Regions from separate parts of the Mus musculus genome. Here region 1 is linked to region 2. A link is a loop called in an ENCODE intact Hi-C map of the cell type or tissue named here. Cell type or tissue: left cerebral cortex. All regions are shown on one strand. Each heading gives the region's core, and the rest is flanking DNA. Links, peaks and the distances in the headings are about the cores only.

Region 1 (7,256 bases), core at 688-5,687, 71 kb before region 2:
CCCCTATGGCTCTGGCAATTCCCCAAACTACAGAAGAAGATTTACATTCAAGATGTGCCAATGATTCCGTTTCCAACTTTTCCCTGACCTGTGCTCCTTGCCACAAGACCCTTTACCAAGTTTCAGCTATTATTTACTCGAAGGCTGATCCTAAAAGTGGTGAGAAAGGAGGGCGAAAGAAATAAAATGAACAGTAGTTTGTAAAATCTATTTGGGGGCTGGAGAATTGGCTTAGAACTTAAGAGCACTTCTCACTGTTATAGAGGAGCCACGTTCAATTCCTAGCACCCACATGGTAGCTCCCATTCCAGGGGATCCAACACCTTCTGGTCTACACATCACTGACTACACGTGGACATTTTAAAATTTTATCTATCTAATCTCTTCTGTTCCTTTTCAGAGGCCAGCTGCTACGCAGCAGGTAATTCTGAGGATAGAAACCTCTCTTGGTCACTAACCACCACCAATGGCCGAAGGGCTTGCTACTGGGGGGGGGGGGCGCGGATACCATTGCTTCTTCTCCACTGTAGTAGTTACACTGACTAGGCTGCGCTAAGAGTGGAATCTTTGTCTCTCAGGTGAAAAGCATCCGTTCTCTAAGACCTGTGCATACATCTACGTCCAAGCACGGTGACCATCTGGTGGGGCCATGGTCACAGGAAGCACACTTTCTATGTGTATGACACATAACATCTGTAGGAGGCACACAGAGATCATCTAAAAACTTACTAGGGAAGACAGCCTGTAGTTTCACCGACGCCTAGAGCAGACAGCAACAGTAAAAATTCCCTTTGCCTTCAGGTTTTCGTCATGTGGACCCCAGGATTGTTCCTGTCAATGGACCCTCAGCGGCCATCTCTGGTGACTTTCAGTGACTCAGGCCTGCCATGAGTTCCATGCAGACTCCTTCAGCTTAGCTCAGTTAAGTTCCATGTGTGGCTGTTTATGAATCCCACTGGCAGAAAAGCCAACACATCCATGACTATGACAACACACTGAGACAAAAGAAGACCTGCCTCCTTCACCAGAGTCATCTTTCCTTACTACTGAAGTCCGTGGGGAGCCTGACAGAGAATAGGCACAGGCCTTACAGAAGGCATGGTCCAGTCTTTTCACCCGGTCTTTCTTCCCCTCTCAGCCCCACTGGTTGATCTCTTTGATGCCTTCATGCTTCCTGTGACCTGCTGACCCCTGAGTCCCACACGATTTATGAGCAATGCTGTCTTGATTCAGTTATTGTGGGTTAACCTCCTCACTCAGCTGACCTGTGCACAGACCTGCAGACTGAAGCCAAGCTAAAATGTGCTGTCAGCCTTAAAAGAGAGCCTTAGAAACCACAGCAGGGGCAAAGTACAGCACTCAACTGTTTACTAACTTGTGTGTGTTATATTCCTACATTACATTTTTCTGTAAGGTATCTTTCTGTAAGGTCTGTCTGTATCCCATTCTTGAACTCCCAGGACTCTCTAATACAACCTCACCTAACCCACTAGTACCCGGTCTCTATGATCTGCCACTCTGTGTAGTCTATGCTGTACAACCCTGAACATAAACCAAGGGCAGCCTGGATGCCAGCAGTCAGCTTTGCTATGGACGCACAAGCAACTGTGTGGGACTTCAAAGGAGTTAAGTAATGGGATCCCACCTGCTATGAAGTCTGGTCAGATGCTAAGCAGGGTTAAAGCACTGCTACAATTTGTTGTAAGTATAGTGCTACATGTCTGCCATTCTAACCTTAGGAGGCTGGGCAGAAGAACTGCCATCAGTCTGGGCCAGGGCCCTTATTTCAGAAAAGAACATGAAAACAAGTTAAAGTCACCCTTGGGAATAAGCAGTTAGAGCTCTCTCGTTGGGAGCACTCCTGGTAATTAGGCAGAGACACCAAGGGTAGGATAAGTAGATTTCCTAGGAATTCCCTATGCCCCCTAGCTGTGGGGGTGCCACTGCTATCCTGGCTACCTTAAACTGAAGGGCTGTAGTTCAGTAGCCAGTAGACACGCTGCATGCCAGCAATGGCCATTTGGAACATTCCAGGGATGCCTGAAAAAAAACTACACAATTACAAAAGTCTGCCCCAGCTCTTGAACATACAGCCAACCAGGTCTGCTCCAGTTGTCAGTTTGTGCTAGCACAGACCATGATGGACTCCAGGTGACCCTGTAGCCCTTACCATCTGGGACACAAGGGGAGCACCTCACTTGCTGACCTAGCAGAAAGCCCAAGGAAGAAAGCCTGTGATTGGAATAGACATCAGCCTTTGTTTGCACGCAAGGTGAGTTGTGATTGTCTCAAATACCTCTCATCTGGATACAAACGCACACTGTTGAGGCTCAAGTACTGACTCTGCAGAGAGATGCTGTCAAGTGTCACCCTTCCTGTTGTTGTGACATTAGGTCCAATAAAAGGCTTGACAAGTTGTACCTTGCCTACTTTCCGCTGTATGGGCTGAGCTCACAAGAAAAAAAATAGACATCAAAGTGTCTTCAGTGGCAGAGTCAGTAGGCATGTCAACAGCAGGTGATCAGTTGGCAGAGCTCAGCAGAAGAGGCAAGGCAGCCAGTGGCTGCTTGGCAGCAAACGAAAAAGAAACTGGATGGTTTAAGAACAGCCAGGGCAGAAGAAAGTAAAAGAAAGATGGCAGGGGAGGGCAGAGGCTGAGCCTGAAGGATAAACACTGCTGAAGGCCACTGGATAGAGACTGTGGAGTCTGGGTACAGGGAGAAGGATAGAATGGTTAGGTCTTTATAGCCCAGAGCTGTAACATTGCTGCTGCTAAGGGCAGAGCAATCCCAACTTCAAGGCCTACATAAAGACTGCTACCACTAGAGGGCACCATCTACTCTCAAACACCCAAGGAAACAGCCTGTCAGAACCAGCTTACCCACCTACAGTTTTATTCTGGACAGCGCAGAAAAAGACCCAGACTTCTTGCTAACTGGAAACAAAAGCAGGTACACCATGAGAACAAAAACATGCTTGGCCCAACACACCAACAGAGAAGGCTGTCCTCATAGTAGCTCTTAAACTAGAAAGCCATTCAAGATGGACTGGCAGGCGGGGTTGGGGGAGCCCACACCTTTAATACCAGATCCCAGGAGGCAAAGAGGCAGACACTTTCTGTGAGTTCAGGCCAACCTGGTCTAGAGAACAAAAGACAGCCAGAGCTATAGTGTGAGATCCTGTCTCCAACAACAACAACAACAACAACAACAACAACAACAACAACAACAACAACAACAGGTGGATCCAGGATCGTGTCCTAACTTCAAATGTCTATTACAGGCCCTGTGCCGAGGGCTTTCTAGAAAGAGAACTCAGCGCCAATGTTCAGAGCCTGCAGCCTTTAGGAAAAGAACAGACTCAGTATTTTTTGACACGATATAATCTCCCTTCACCAAGTTCAGCCGTCTATGGGCACAGCTTCCATGACCTCCCAGAAATGAAGCCAGAAGCTGTAATGCTTCTGCTGTTGACTTTAAGAGGAAAAGTACACTCATCAATTAAACAGCTACGATCCATCCCACAGACTCCACGCATACACAGAGCCAAGATTTGTACGGGTGGATTCAAATGTAAGAACACAAAAGAGACAAGACTGGAGGCTCTCCACAGCAATCACTGTCTCTATCTGAGTTGTCACCCACCATACAGACACCAAGACTTGTGCTTGCGCCTGTGGTCCCAGGGAAGGGGGTAAGGACTGAAGAAGAGCTGGGAAGGCACAGGGTCACACTTGCAAGATCCGAAGACAGGAATGGGCTGGGTGCAAGAGAGCTCCACTAGTAAAGGCACTCACTGTTCTTGCAGAGGATGGAGTCAGGTTCCCAGCACCCACACCAGGCAGCTGACAACAGCCTAGAGTAACTCCAACTCCAGAGGGACACACCTTCTGGCCTCTAAGGACATCCACACACATGTTAGACATTCACATAAAAACACATACATGTATACATATATACATGATCAAAAATAAATCCTTAAAAAAAACAACAAAAAAACCTAACCAGACACACCATATAGAGAATTAAAATACAGAAAGGTACAGATTTTCAAGGTGGGAATTTCAAGTTGTCAACTACACCCTATCTTAACTGATGTTTGCAAAGAGACTAAAGGGTGCAAAGTGTGCATGTCCTCACCAACCAACTGCAAGTTCTACTCCAGCACCCGCCAGGCCGTCCGAGAGGCCACTATGTCTAGAATTATACCTGGCTGTCAATAAACCATGTATGTAGGTCATTTCCGATCTACTATCCCATTGCATGATCAATTCTGGAGACAAAACCACACTCTTAATCATTCAGACTTAAAATGTTTAAAGAAGACAATTTCAAAAATAAGTTCTGTAACAACCTTGAAACCCTCTAACCGAGGTGGCCACATACTCTTCTCTGTAATGGGGACTGCGACAGAGAGGACCATCACTCCCAAGGGGAACACAGCCCACTCAAGCCAACAGGTCACAGGTTTACGAGGGCTCTGAACTGAACTCGCTTACTCTTGGTGACCTCAATATCTCAGAGCACTTCTTTGAGGCTCTGTGGCGGTAATCAAGTCAGCGGTTGGCTACTCTGCCATGCCTTACCTCTGGTCTAATGCTCATTTGTAAATCGGCTCTGGGGGCTCTCACCTTCCAGCCATGAGAACAAACAAACAATCCCCTTAAACAGGTGCTTCTGTCTGCTGGGCTCTCGGTGACAGGTGACTGATTACGTTGGGAAGTCACCCAGTAACAAGGTAAGAAGCTTCAAACTTGGGCAACCAATTTCAATGCCACAAGTCACAGTTTGCTCAAGCCTAGCTCTTCTTGGGACTCTTCGATTTCTTCTAAGACCAAAGCCACATACTTTACCAGTCAGGCCTGACTAAACTCACAGAGCAGCCTTGGAAGCACAGCTGTGTAGGTCCTGAACGAGACTCTAACGGGGACAATCTTCTCAAGCATCCCGGCCACAACGCGTACATCCTCACTGTGACACCACCCTCTTCCACGGCACTTCATCCTAAGGCTCCACAGCGGACTCATAACTACTCACTCAATAGGGTGGCTTCCAAGGCACGAAGCACCTTTGGATAGCATGGAACAGCTCAATAGCAAGTGTGGCAGCATCTGTGCTCTGAATGCGAAGCCAACCCACAGAAAACATCGCCAGTAGGACCTGAAAGCAACTCGGGAAGAGAACCGTGTCTGTCGAAGCTTCCTGAGATACTCAGGCTCTGGACAGCTGACAGAGAGGAAAGGACAGAGTGGCTACGGAAGAGAGCGAGGAGGTCAATGAGTGAGTGCCCAGCGCCCACCGCCATGGTCATGCTCACTCTACTTACCTGAGGAGGAGTGGGAGTGGATGCGGGTCTTCCTATAGGTGGAGTGGGATTTCTGCTGCCACCTCCAGACATAATCTCCTCTGTTATGTCTTTACCTCCCTGATTTGGATCTCGAATTCTTATCTACAATATTAAATAAAATGGTAAGAGTAAATGTGGTGTCTGTGTACCAGATTTGTATACACACAGATAATATTAAATTTGTTAACTTCTACTTTAATCACAGAACCATATGTGATCATTCCAAAAACTGCAGGCACCAAGCTGTGACAATGACTGTAATGGCAGAGAAAGTAGGGCTGAGCAGGTTTGATTTCTAGGTCAAAGAAGGAAACCATCTATGTGCGTGTAAGATTGCCAAATACATTGATTTTACTCAGAGTTCTTAATAGCAACGAGAGCCACACATAGCCTAAGAATAACAAAGTGCCTGAGTTAAGTTTTTAATGCCCTAATGGTGAAGTGCAGAAAATAAAGATGCGCATTTGTATCGCAGTGGGACTCTATCTGGCTGCAGTACGCAGCTGTAAGGACAGTGGCTGTCCTGTTGCTTTGTATAAGTAAAGGCACAGACACATCACACAGGCCAAATGAGCACAGAACAGTTCAATGCTATCCTACATCTTTACAGGTAAATTAATCAAAGGACCAGGAGGAAGGATGATGCAGATCTAAATGTACTGCCACAGAAGGACTGCCAAGCTCTCTGCTAAGTTAGACAGTGGCACACAGCTCAGTGCATGTGTTCCTGTTTCAACTGTCAGTGGTTCCTCATGCTTACAATGTCAAAGGTGCTATAATGAGGATGGAATCCCAGGGCTAAGGAACTCTGAGCTGGGCCATGGGTAAGAAGTCCCCTTCTTATGTCCATTGCTTGCATAGCTTAAGAAGCTAACTGCTTTCTTGAGAACTTCAGAGAATTCACTATCAAAAAACATCAGGCTATCTATCTGCAAGGCTACAGGGAAGCAGCTCTTCATTACCAGCCCATTTGTCTGGTTTCCAAACTGCCTTTCTGTTTAGCCCAGGCTGGCCCTGAACTCACTGTGTAGCCCAGGCATCTCTGGAACTTGTGTTAATCCTCCTGGCTCAGCCTCCCCAAGCTCAGATACCAAGTGTGTGCCACAGCCAGCTTCCTCTTGGCTCACTGCTGACCATCACCACTACCACCACCACCACCATCACCTATATGTTATCTATACATTAGCACCATTTCCTCCTGCCTTACAGGACACCATTCAGACAACTTTCCCATACCAAGTGAACACTTTAAAGCTCCATTTCTTGCCAGCTGTGTCATGCTAAATTGGAGTGTTCTGTTTACTGAGACATGTTCCTAAATCACTTGTTTCTAACCAAAGCAGCAAATCTGAGTTGGTGACTTGGTCTCAGGTCAGAGCACATGGGACAAGCACACTCCCAGGTCCATCACCCGTGTGGATCTGGGGCTGTTGCTGACCGTCATCATCACAATCTATGTTCTGCTGGGGAAGACACTGGGAGCCATCTTCTACAAAACATTTCACAATTCCAGTTCTGTGTCACTGCGCTCTTAGGCTCTTGGGTGTGGCTTACTAGACAGAGGGAAATGTCCTCTTAACTATTAAATTTTGCTTTGTGTTTCTCTCTTCCAAGTCTTCCCGCCTTGTGACTCTTTAGGATTTTGGCTTCTTCTAATTTGGTGCTACCGTTCCCTCGTGTCGGGTCCTAAATGTTGCTCAGCGCTGTAGTATCAGAGAGACAGGATCTGAGAAATAAGCCAGAGTTCCTCCCACAGAAGGAGCCAGAGGTGCGCTTACCCATGCAGCACGAATGGCTGGAAAGAGGTGACACTAAGGGCGTGGATATGCATGTCCTAGCCGAGTGCCTGTGTAAACCCTCTAGGCTGAGGTGAAAGGCAGAGATAGAAAGGAGAGGAAGAAATGGCAGTC
Region 2 (7,256 bases), core at 873-5,872:
TAATAGCTTTTGCTACTTCATCAAAGACAATAAGTGTGAGTGCTTAATGAGGAACACGGGATAACCGTAATTCAAAAAACAAAGGACAAGCAGGGCATGGTGGCACACATCTCTAACCCCAGCACCTAAGCAGGGCATGGAGACACACATCTTTAACCCCAGCACTCAAGGGGAGGCAAAATGATTTCCAGAACAGCCAAGGCTCTGTAGAGACCCTGTCTCAAAAATAAACAAACAAACAAACAAACAAACAAGTGGGGTGGCAGTGCCTGAAGAAATGCCACATACTCACGAAGCTCCAAACCCCGCCCCTCAGCATCCTGCAAAGCAGCTAAGTGCAATGGGGGGGGGGGGGGGAGAGGGGCAGGAATACCAGCAATGGAGTGGGCAGGCACAGGAGGCTCCTGGGCTCACTACTGTCAGGTGAGAGACTGCCTCAAAACTGAAGGTAACATGACAGAAGACAGCTGACCTCAGTCACTCACTCTCACAGCAACATATGGCACACATGTACACACAAGAGGCACACGTGTACACACGAGAGGCACACGTGTATACACGAGAGGCACACATGTTTACATGAGAGGCACACATGTACACACAAAAGCTAAGCAAAAACTTCAATGTCTTCTTGTTGCTGCCAGTGTTTCACTCGAGAACAAATGCACGAGTGTGTGTGTGCGTGCGCACACATACATACACACACACACACACACACACACACACACACACACACACACACACACACGCACGTGTGCAACATGAAAACAGAAACCCTTCCTGCAGCTACTGAAACCGTTCTGACCCAGGCTCTGCACAGCACAGGCAGGCTGCCTAGGAAACCCATAGGCTCTCCCTGGGCTCAGGCCAGAGCCTCAGCAGCCTGGCATCCACAGTCAAGCACCTCCGCATCCAGGAAAACCTAGCGAGTCGGCCAGAGGCACACTGTTCCAGGAAGCAGGAGTGCCATGCTGCACTAACTCAAAATGGTCACCCAATGGAGTCATCAAACAAAATCCAAAAGGGTTTTCATTCACGCTGACAGAGAGCCACTGTGTGTTTGAGAAAGAAGTATGATTACTCGTTAACAAGTAACTAACTAACTAACTAACTAACTAACTAACTGATACGGCCTCCAGCCTGCTGTTTAGTAAAGAGCCAACAGGGAGTGGCTCTTCCCGCTGTGTGCCTGGGGTAGCAACTCTATGGCAGCCTCTGGCGCACAACCAACCACACCATGCCTCCCTCACCTGACCCTGGGGCCTTCCCAAAGCTCGCCCTACTCACAACAGCTCAAATCACCAGCAAAACAAACTAAGGCTCCTCGCTCTTCTGATCACCCAGCTTAGTCCTTCTCCCTAGCAATGTGGTAGGCACACTGAATAGCTAAGCACAGGCCTCACCCACTGCTCCCAAGTGTTTCTGTTGGCCTTTATCAGCTCCTTCAAACACCTCAAACCCTTGAGTTTGAGAGTATAGGCAGCCCTAGACGGTAAATGGGACAGATCAATTCCAGACTAATGGAGAGAGGGAGGGAGAGGGAGAGGGAGAGGGAGAGAGAGACACCAAACTCCTGACACTACCCAGGCCTCAGGAAGCAGGCTTCTTCCCACCCACAGTGCATGTGGGTCAGCTCCTCAGTCATTCTGCTGCCAGTGACGGCCACCAGGAGAGTCACCGCTAATGTCTAGAAATGCTGTGGATCTCCATGGAAAACTACAGAAAACAGTACTGCCTAGTGCAGAGACTTACACGTACTGTTGACAGCACTGAACCCAGTAACCCGCACAGAGAAAGCACAGCAGCAGACACTCACTCCCCCAACTAAGAAATCGAGGAACTTGGCTTCTGCCCAGCAAAGTTCAAAATGAGGACCAATGCTTCAACCAATGTCAACATAACAAATTTTACCTTGGGCTTAGGCACACATTTACACACTCGTTTGTATAACATGGAGGTAAATTTCCACCTAAATTTCTATTATAATCCCATCCTGAGATAAGTGCCAATAAGTCACCAGGGTTCAGAGTCTATTTTGTTTGGTCTTTTTAGATGTTTTGATTGGGTTTAGTTTCAATTTTTTAAGACAGAGTCCTGTTACATGGGCTACACTGTTGTCAAGTTCACCACACAGCCTGGACTATCCACCCCTCTGCTTCAAGTCACCCCAGGCTAGAATTACAGGTCTGAACCACCACACCTACTTCATCAGCATTCTCCACCCCTACCCATTTGCAGACTTACAGGAAATCCTTAAACTGGGCCTGGTGGCATCCAGCTACCATCTCAGCACTCAGAGACGAGGCAGATCCTGAGTCCAGGCCAATTTGAACTACCTAGCAAGACCCTGTCTCAAAAATAAAAAAAAAGTTTTTAAAAAGTAAGTTTGCCACTTCAGATTCTCCAATATAACATAAAAACATGAATTATCAGGACCAGGGGACCTAAGTTCAGTTCCCAGCGACCATTCTGGACAGCTTATAACCACGTGTAATTAACCTTAACTCCAGCTTCAGGGGGCGCCAAAGCCTCTGGCCTCCACTACACCTGCACTCAAATGCCTAGATGTATGTGTCCATGCACGCACGTGTATACACATGCATGTGTGTTTGTGTAAGCACACAAAAACACAAATCTTTTATTAAAAATGAACTGAAATAACACCTGACACTGCTGACCGATTCTTATATCTCATGAATAAATACTAAGCATAGCAATGAAGTCACAGAGCTGCAGCCACACAAAAACAAAATATTTGAATTTTAAATAATAGAAAATGATTTTAGCAAGACCAAGGCTCAGTGTGTGGCACCTCCATGCAAAAGGGTTCCATACCCGATCCAAAAACAGGGAAGACCTCACTTTACATTGACTCCAAGAAATCTGATTTTACTTTTGCAACTGTGTACCATTAAATAAAGAGGCCAACTTCTCTGTTACAGATGCCTACGAGGTGGGGGTGGTATGCAGTGGGCCAGCGCAAGCCCAACAAAGGCCCACACAGCGGCTCTGCAGAGCCCCACCATGAAAGCCCTCTTTGTCTTTCTGGTGAACACAAGTCCTTTCAATGTCACAGTATATAGTTTAAGAAAAACAAAAAAAGGGCAAATGAAGAGGAAGATGGGTCAGCTTCTGTAGGGGCCATCTCCTCGAGACAACTAGGCTAAAGGTCCATGACACCGGAGAGCTCTGCAAGCGGGCAGCCACTGAGCGTGTCTACCACCAGGGAGCAGAGAGAAAGACTCCACTCCCACAGCCTCTCTGCAGCTCTAGCTGGGAGCTGCAGCTTTGTGTCCCACTCGTCGTTTCACTCAGAAGCACACAGTGCACTGTCATCTGTCTCTGTGAGTGACCTGGGACCCATAATCCCATCAATTTTGCTTGATGGGACAGCAGGAGGCTTAACATCTGCACCAGGTGTTTCAAAAGGCCACATCCCCAAAGGAACCTCTCTGAAAAAATTCTCAAGACTGCAGTTGCATAGCACAGCACAACCTGACACCACCAACATCCACTAACCTTATCGCTTTTGAAACAATAAGCAAGCTTTGGTGTGGACCCCAAGTGTTCTAATCCTACAGGAGCTAAAGCCTGGAGTAGAAGTGGTAGAGAACCCTTCGAGGAGCTACAGACAGCAAGCATGGAGACGGCATATGCCCTTTGGGGCTGTAAGCAAAGACTCATTCTCTACTGTTAAGGCCAGAAATGGTGGTGTGCCTCACATCCGCCTTCATGGATGGAAATTTCAAGGCTCCCTCTCCGTAAGATTTTATAAATGCATATGGACAACTTAAGGCAACCTCAAGACAGCTCACCTGGGAGACAAATCAGGTTGCAAGACCAGGTTAATTAAAACTTACTAAAGGTTACTAGATCCGTGGTAATTAGAAAGTTTTCTGTCAGAGTTAAGGAAGAGTGGACTTCATCTTCTGGTATAAACTGGATATGAAATTACAACAGAGATGTAGAAGAGATCCTGAAATAAATACACAGAGTAAAGCCATGGCTAACACACGGGAAAACGGGAAAGGGGTAAAAAGGCAGAGAGTTGGAGTGACCTCCTCAAGGCCACACAGCTAACTCCTGTAATGGCCACAGTAGAAAGCCAAGCCCATGGAGAGTTTGCAAGCTCATCTTTATGGCTTCATGACCTACAAATGTACTCCATAGTAAATACTAGGTCAACCAGGACTGCAGAACAAAACCCTGCCTCAAAATAAAAAGCATTTCAAAAACAAGACAAAGAAAAGTAAAGACACGACCGTTGTCTAGAGCTCACAGACATGCTGTGTTCCTCAGGGTTCTTCTAAGATCGCTGTCACTACTGAAGAAAAGAGTCCGTCACACCTACAGCACTGTAAGCAAGCTCTGGGGAGCACTTGCCCCGTCTGAATCCCCAGTCGCCACTCCTTAGCTGCTCATGTATCTTGCAGAGAATGTCTACACATACACATCCTAGCAACCTTTAAAGGCTGCTTCTAAAATTAGTGATCACAACTCTAAAGGATGCTTCTAAAATTAGTGATGTTCTAAAATGACCCAAAATACCAATGACTAGAGGCTTAGAAGGGAGAAATGGCTAAGACATGGGTCACTGGCAAGTATAAAAACAAGGACAGCTGGATAAAGGTTCTAAGATGGAGTGGGTGGGGGTGACTTATGCCAGCCCTTGGCAGGCAGAGGCAGAGGCAGAGAGGCGCAGAGGGGCGCAGAGGGGCAGAGAGGCAGAGGCAGGAGGATCTCTTTGAGGTTGAGGCCAGCCTGGTCCACACAGCAAGTTCCAGGTTAGCGAAGGCTACATAATGAGACCCTAGCTAAAATTTAAAAGTACTTTAAAGGTAAAAGGAAGCAAGTAGATGTACCTGAGTGTTAACTGGTTCATCACACCAGCTATTGATTCCTACACAGTGGCACCAAATACAATATACACTGGATAAACGACGCTGTCCCTCGGACAAGTTATATATAATCTCTTCATCTTAGCAGCCAGTTTCCTTCCCTGGCTTGCTCAGCTCTGCCCTGTCCCAGGAATCATACCCTCACAAAGGGAACCAGACCGGCCCTAAGCTGGCAGCAAAGCAAATCCCACCTTTAAGTCAGCACATAAGAACTAAGGTGGCCACATCATTGCCACAATATGTATGCCCCAACAGACCAAAACTCAGGATGCAAATCTGTTTGTTTTGGGAAATGGGGGACATTCACTCTACTGCCTAGGCTCAAGCAATCCACCTGGCCTTGGCCTCCTGAGAAGATGGGTACAGGCATATACCTCCATGTTCACTTCAAAAAAAAAAAGTTTTAAAAATGCACAATCTAGCCGAGCAGTGGTGGCGCACACCTTTAATCCCAGCACTTGAGAAGCAGAGGCAGGCAAATTTTTCTGAGATCGAGGCCAGTCTGGTCTACAGAGCAAGTTCCAGAACAGCCAGGGCTACACAGAGAAACCCTGTCTCAAAAAACCAAAAAATAAAATAAAATAAAAATGCACAATCTAACTGACCAATGGGACATTCAAGACTACATAGTATTGTACATAAATCTCACCAATTCATGTAACCCAAGATATACTGCAATATAAGGGCAAAATTGTGCATTTTAAAGTTAGACCTGAACTGCAACCCAAATCCACTGCCAAGCCGCACATCCTAAACTGTACAGGACAGACAAGTGGATTTTGAGACAGCGTCTCAGTCAGCACAAGCTGCCTCTAACTTATTATAAATCAAGATTTTCTTGAACTCCTGAAGTTTCTGCTTCCACCTGCTCCCAAGTGCTAGGATTACAGGAGTATTTACCATGGCTAATTTAACATGATAGTCTTAAGCAAGCCAGCACATGGTAGACAGTCAACAAATGGGAGCATTTATAATCACACTATTAGTAATTCAAAGCAGGAGTTCTCAAAGTGTGTTTAAGTTACTTTACTTTAGCTTTGTTTTGAAGCAGGATCTCACCTCAGACTTACGATCCTTCCGCTTCAGTCGCCCAAGTGATCACAGATTCATAAGAAGCACGGCTCCTACACAAATACTTTACCCACAAAAGCAGCCACTTTGCAGAGATTTTAGTATGATCTAAAGATATTTAATATAAATACATATTCCACTCCCTCACAGGTGCACACATTGGTTGAATTTTTTGGAAATCCGCAAACACAGCATTGGTAGAACCTAAAGGTGAGTAGGAAAAGGAAGGGAAGAGCACAGCTCCCTTCCCACTGAGCCTTGTAAAGAATTCACGCCTCAACCCTCGGCCAGCAGAGGGGGCTGCTTGAAGTGGATTCTAGTGACACACACACACACACACACACACACACACACACACACACACACACGAACATGCATGTACACACTGCTTCCTTTACTGCCCTGTTAAGTTGGCACTGCTGTGGCCCAGCCTCAGTGCACAGAGACTCCAATGAGAATGGCAGCTTCCCTCACTGCTCAGCTATGAAAGTGCAGTTGCCTCAAACTGTGTTTACCTGCCAGCTATACAATTTGGAGTCACAAACCTGTAAGTACAACCCAGATAGCTCTGAAACAAGAGCATGCCAGCCTGCTAAAGCTGCTCCCCGAATGTCCCCCACACAAGATGGGCCGCATCTTGCACTTGGCCCTCAAGTGTTTCCTTCCTGACAATCTTCACACCTGTCCAGAACCCCAGGGAGCCACACCCAACAACCATAACTTCCCCCTGTACCTCTCTGTACAATTCAACTGTGTCCCATAACCACGACTGTGGAGAAAGCAGGGTTAGAGGCTGGAGCCGTGGTTCACTGGTTAAGAGCACTTGGTTCCCAGCACCCACACCACAGAGCTCACAATGGTCTGTAACTAAAGACCCACAGGATCCAATGCCCTCATCTGTCCTCTAATGGTACCACACACATAGACAGAGCAAATAAAAATAACATCTTTATAAATAACATTATTTATTTTATGTATATGAGTGCTCTATCTGCATGTACACCTGTGTGCCAGAAGAGGGCATCAGATCCCATTACAGATGGTTATGAGCTTCCATGTGGTTGTCAGAAATTGAACTCAGGACTTTTCAAAGAGCTCTTAACTACTGAGCTATCTCTCCAGCCCTAAAAATAACATCTTTAATAGAGAAGGTCCGCACTGTAATTCAAACTGTAATATTAATTTTCTTGGATTGATTGCCAATGTTTCACACAATCTGCTTCAACAATTCTCAACAGATAGGTCTTAATTCAATACCTCAGCTGAGTGTCGAGCAGCACAAAGGGA

What was found. Hi-C counts contacts between places; a loop is a spot of excess contacts. Peaks named below come from ENCODE experiments on the same cell type or tissue, not always from the same donor. Only the 100,000 strongest peaks of a DNase experiment are listed, where the experiment ranks them.
Region 1: a loop joins it to region 2, with 2.0 times the contacts of the local background. A loop is called at or near these places in 4 of 42 quality-filtered maps.

What each region holds. Positions count from the first base shown.
Region 1 is chr4:138,103,506-138,110,761 of GRCm38, reverse strand. Eif4g3 (eukaryotic translation initiation factor 4 gamma, 3) reads right to left here. Exons shown (of 35, transcript NM_172703.3): 10 at 5,326-5,448. Among named protein-coding and RNA genes, the nearest start is that of 1700095J12Rik, 31 kb to the left of the region's middle. In left cerebral cortex, for the core only: a CTCF peak has its summit at 2,819 (motif pointing right); DNase peaks (open chromatin) are centred at 2,830 and 5,142.
Region 2 is chr4:138,033,075-138,040,330 of GRCm38, reverse strand. The region is part of intron 2 of Eif4g3 (eukaryotic translation initiation factor 4 gamma, 3); the gene reads right to left. Among named protein-coding and RNA genes, the nearest start is that of Eif4g3, 43 kb to the right of the region's middle. In left cerebral cortex, for the core only: CTCF peaks have their summits at 3,026 and 3,226 (motif pointing right); DNase peaks (open chromatin) are centred at 3,030, 3,259, 3,536, 4,469 and 1 more place; H3K27ac peaks cover 3,624 bases.